2 separate regions of the Homo sapiens genome follow, and region 2 is linked to region 1. A link is an interaction called in ENCODE POLR2A ChIA-PET data of the cell type or tissue named here. Cell type or tissue: HepG2. All regions are shown on one strand.

The links. ChIA-PET counts read pairs that join two places held together with the same protein. Peaks named below come from ENCODE experiments on the same cell type or tissue, not always from the same donor. Only the 100,000 strongest peaks of a DNase experiment are listed, where the experiment ranks them.
Region 2: POLR2A ChIA-PET joins it to region 1 with 9 read pairs; 1 of 35 experiments calls an interaction of 5 or more read pairs at or near these places.

What each region holds. Positions count from the first base shown.
Region 1 is chr3:188,838,265-188,840,764 of GRCh38, reverse strand. The region is part of intron 9 of LPP (LIM domain containing preferred translocation partner in lipoma); the gene reads right to left. Among named protein-coding and RNA genes, the nearest start is that of TPRG1-AS1, 110 kb to the left of the region's middle. In HepG2, no CTCF peak of the experiment used is centred here; DNase peaks (open chromatin) are centred at 284 and 1,284.
Region 2 is chr3:188,745,277-188,747,776 of GRCh38, reverse strand. All of the region lies in intron 8 of LPP (LIM domain containing preferred translocation partner in lipoma), which reads right to left. Among named protein-coding and RNA genes, the nearest start is that of MIR28, 58 kb to the right of the region's middle. In HepG2, no CTCF peak of the experiment used is centred here; a DNase peak (open chromatin) is centred at 1,316.

The DNA of each region.
Region 1 (2,500 bases):
CATGTGTAAGATGAGGATAATAATAATGCTTGTGGCCAGGAGTTCAAAACCAGGCTGGGCAACATAATGAGATCCCATCTATATAAAATTAAAAAGAAATTAGTCAGATGAGGTGGCACATACCTGTGTTGCTAGTTACTTGAGAGGCTGAGGTGGAAGGATCACTTGAGCCCAGGATGTTAAGGCTGCAGTGATCCATGATTGCACCACTGCACTCCAGCCCGGGAAAGAGAGCAAGACTCTGTCTAAATAAATAAATAAAGTCCTTGTGTGGGGTTGACAGAGCTAAACAATATGGTAGAAGCCAAAGTCCAGCCCTCTACAAATGCACAAGATTCACCATTACAAAGGATGATGTAATGCCTTCCCTTATCCTTGGGAGTGTCAATATGGCTTCCTTTTGCATTTTCAGTATCTAGTCTCTAGGTCTAAGAGGAAGATGTAGTTGTATGTAGGTAAAACATAGCTTCCAGTGACCCCAAATTCTCTGTTGAATTCCCAGATACTGGTTTCTAAACGGAACAAAGATACAACAAAGATCTGAACATATTACTCCCTGACCTCATCAATAGCTGGAAAAAGAAAGAAAGAAATCGTGGGTTTCTTGGAAAAGGAAGGAATAGGAAAAAGAAGACTGAAGAAACCAAACCAAACCAAAACAAAACTATCTCCTTCTAGTGATACACCGTTGTGTCTTCTGAGTATTCTAGGAGGTAAGACTGGAATAATACCATTTACCCCAAATTAACTGGATTGATGCATTTTTATATCATATATGTAAAGCAGCAATTTATAATTTATTATTTGTGGATAATAAAACTAAAGTTTAAAAAGTTGAGCAACTTACTCTTTTTTAAATTTAATTTAATTTAATTTTATTTTATTTTTGAGACGGAGTCTCACTCTGTCGCCAGGCTGGAGTGCAGTGGAGTGATCTCGGCTCACTGCAACCTCCGACTCCCTGGTTCAAGGGATTCTCCTCCCTCAGCCTCCTGAGTAGCTGAGATTACAGGCGCCCACCACCATGCCCAGTTAATTTTTGTATTTTTTTTTTAATAGAGATGAGGTTTAACCATGTTGGCCAGGATGGTCTCGATCTCCTGACTTCGTAATCTGTCCGCCTCAGCCTCCCAAAGTGAAGCAACTTACTCTTAATGGGCTATGTAAGATTTAAGTAGTGAGGCTGGTTTTTGTACTCGGGCCTGTCTGACTCAATCCAATGGTCCGTCCCTGCGCCTTATCACCTTGCTGTTTACTCAAATGAACAACCCTGTTAGCAGATGTGTTAGCTCAGTCTTGCAATGATTACATTTACTGCTAGTCCTACAAGTGATGAGCAAAATGTTTGCTGAAGCCTTGGGGGCTCTAACTACAGAATAAACATCAGTTATCCTTGTTGACATCATAATGGAGCTGTGGGCCTTGAAATCTACCTAGAGTAATGATCGGCCCTTGCAGTAAGATTCCAGATATTTAGATAAGATTCTATTAAAACACCAATAAAATGTTTTCCCTGTTTATATGCTACACTGTAGGACAGTTTCAGAGTTAAAAGCAGCTTTGCGTAACTCAAATGCCTTTCCCTACTTGTAGGTGCAGTCAGGGTTCTCTCTTTCCTAGAGATGTTAGGTAAAAGAAGAAATACTATTTGGTGATTTTCATCAGGTGGTAAGAAGTGTGAAAGATAGCACTGCAAATTGTGATTCCTATACCCTGACTTCAACTTCTTCTTATTTTAAAAAATTTTACTTTTGAGATACATGTGCAGAATGTACAGGTTTGTTACATAGGTATACATGTGCCATGGTGGTTTGCTCCACCCATCAACCTGTCATCTAGGTTTTAAGATCCACATGCATTAGATATTTGTCCTAATCCTCTCCTTCTCCTTGCACCCGACCCCCACGACAGGCCCCACCCAGTATGTGATGTTCCCCTCCCTGTGTCCATGTGTTTTCATTGTTCAACTCTCACTTCTGAGTGAGAACATGTGGTGTTTGGTTTTCTGTTCCTGTGTTAGTTTGCTGAGGATGATGGCTTCTAGCTTCATCCATGTCCCTGAAAAGGACATGAACTCATCCCTTTTTATGGCTGCATAGTATTCCATGGCGTGTATGTGCCACATTTTCTTTATCCAGTCCTGACTTCAACTTCTAAAGTCTTATAAGAAATTACGCTTCAACTTTTCAAATGAGGAATGAAAATCAGAGTATGAAATGGAGCTGCACCTATCCTAAAGCTGTATATTTTCAGGGAGTAAAGTTTTTTCTAGAATATTTTGAGATAGAGGAGACAGTGAGGAACCAGGAGCTGGATAAGCCATACCTTTTTATAATAGACTCTGATTATGTCAAATGTTTAGGACCACCAAAGCCTTTGGGGAATCAACATGGGTTTAGGAGTTTCAAAAGGTGCATATGAGTCCCCCCATCATTTAGAAGCTAACTTTTGTGACAAAGTCCCTTATCCTCCTAGAATCTTTTTTTCATCCGTAAAATGT
Region 2 (2,500 bases), 93 kb after region 1:
GCTGTCTGAGCGCTGAAGTGACGTCTAGGGAACAGTTATTAATACACATATGTGTGCACACAGTATGTGGAAATATGCAAGATTGAAAGTGATTAGTGTATTACTTTTAGGTAATACTTCCCACTGGGACTATGCTCCTGGAAAAATTCCTCTCTCTCTCTCCATAGAAGCTTGCACAGTCATCTGCTATCACTTACCAGAATGTTTGGGATAAAAATGGTGTCAATTTTAAGGAAACATGCTTCTCAAATTTCTTTGTTAACATTTGAATAAAACATTAGAAGGTTCTTACTTTTCTCCTCTCGTTTTTCATTCAGAGAATAAGCCCCTTCAGAATCTTACTTTGTGTGAGAGAGAAAATAGTCATCCTTCTTTGCTACCTCCAGACTAGCAGAATCACTGGGTTTTAAAGTAGAAAAGTTAAAATTCCATTCTAATAAAATCCACTGGCTCTCATTACTTCTCAGTTGCATGGCAATGCTTTATAATAAGAACACAGCAAGAAATCATATTTCTACCTGTAAGAGCTTATAGACCTGTGAGATCATCAGAGAGAGCCACAGAAGAAAGGCATGGAAAGCATTATAGGAAGGATTTGGTTGGGAATGAAGGTACACTTTCTGGACCAATGAAAGTTTTGCGAAATGGAACATTGCCTAGGAAGCCATGTACCTGAGCTGGCCACATTTTCTCTCTGTGACTCCCTTTTATAAAATAAATACACCGAATCAAGTGTTTTTCTAAGGACCGTCCTAGTCTTCAGTTTTTATTATGAGATAAATTTTATAGGATAAACACACAAACTAAATTTTGATGAAGGCAGATTGAGGGTAAGGAAAATCCACTCTGTGGTGGTTTCTGGGCAGCCCTTCAAGACTTCAAACTTATTGACACATTATAAAAGTTACAAAATGAAACAAATGAGAAAACTGGGCAATAGGTAATGTTTTATTTATGCCAGTAGAGTATTTCTGGGTGATTCCTCTTGTACTAATGTAGTTTCCATACTTAGATTATCACATTTAGTAAACATATATCCAAATCCCTAATAACTAGTGAGATAAGTCAAGAGCTTTCCCTTACTAAGGCTTATAGGGAGCTCCCAGAAACCATGTAAGTCCACAGAAACTGCATAAAAATGGATACGCTCAGTAACGGTTTCTTGCATCAGCTATGTGATTTTATTTGAAGTTCTGTCTTGGGCAAGAGATACCACACAGGGAGAGTGCAAAGTTGAAGGTCTTCAGCAAAAATTTGGACTGTAAACACAGCTTGGCATTATCAGCATTCTGTTAAGTTCAAAGAAGAGATAGTTACAACAAATACAGCTTGCTTTATTTCTGAAACAAAACTGTGCACATATTTGTGGCCATACTACTAATTAACCTGTAGATTGTTCCTTTCATCTATTCAGCGTGTTTTTCTGCCCCCTGTTACAACATGTTGAGGTTACTTTTCCCATATGGACTATATTTAAACAGTTCCCTTATAGGCATTAGAGAGAGAATGGTACAAATGATTAAGGGACTAGAGAAGCCGACTGTACAGAAAGATTAAAGAAACCATATATGTACATATTAGGAAGCTGACAGGTGACTAGGGAGTGCCATAATGATGGTCTATAAATATCTGAAAGGGGTAAACACTGAGGAATAATTTAGCCTGGTGCAAGTGGTACAACTCGGAGTGATGGTGTCTCTTAAAGAAAAGAGAAGATCATTATTAAAGAAAAAAACTTAGATGCGTAAGATGCTATCCATGCGATATGGGAAAAGGGGAACATGCAGGCTAGTTGTAAGTGCAACGGGATGAGAGTCAGAAGACATGGGTCGGCTCTACCATGTATAGCTGTGTAACCTCGGAAAGGGCATTTAACCACCACGGGCCTCAGTTCCCTCTTTTGGAAATTAGAGCGTGGAATAGAATTAGAGGCTTTCAAAGTATGCTCCAAAGAACTCCACAGTTTTGAGGATCCTGCTCTATTGATCCCCACCAACAGAGGAAGGAGAACGAAGGGGAGTGGTGATTGCCTGGAGCCCCTTAGTCTGTTTCATTTCTATCCCATCAGCTTCCTCAGAATAATTTCTGAGGGATTTATCAACTTAAAAAAGTTTGTAAAAAATTTACTGACTTAAAGTTTGAAAGATGTATTAGGGGTCAGCTTTAAATCCATTCCTATTCAAAAGACTTGAGGTAGAAGACTCATTGAGGTTGTTTTCACAAAAGGCTTACTGAGTGGTTAATTATGGGCCAACATAGCAGACAGAGCAGTAAGACAGAAGTGCTGTTGCCCTCATGGAACTCACATTCTAAGTGCAACTCTTAATATAGGATGTCGAAAATTCACAAATGAATACAGGAATGACTTATGTAACTTCCTGTAAGATTGAAAATAATTAACTCAATTTAACATTTACAGAGCACCTATCAATCTTTAATACTTGTGATAGATAATGTAGGGCATAAACATTAAAATAAACAGATATCAAGTGCTTACTAG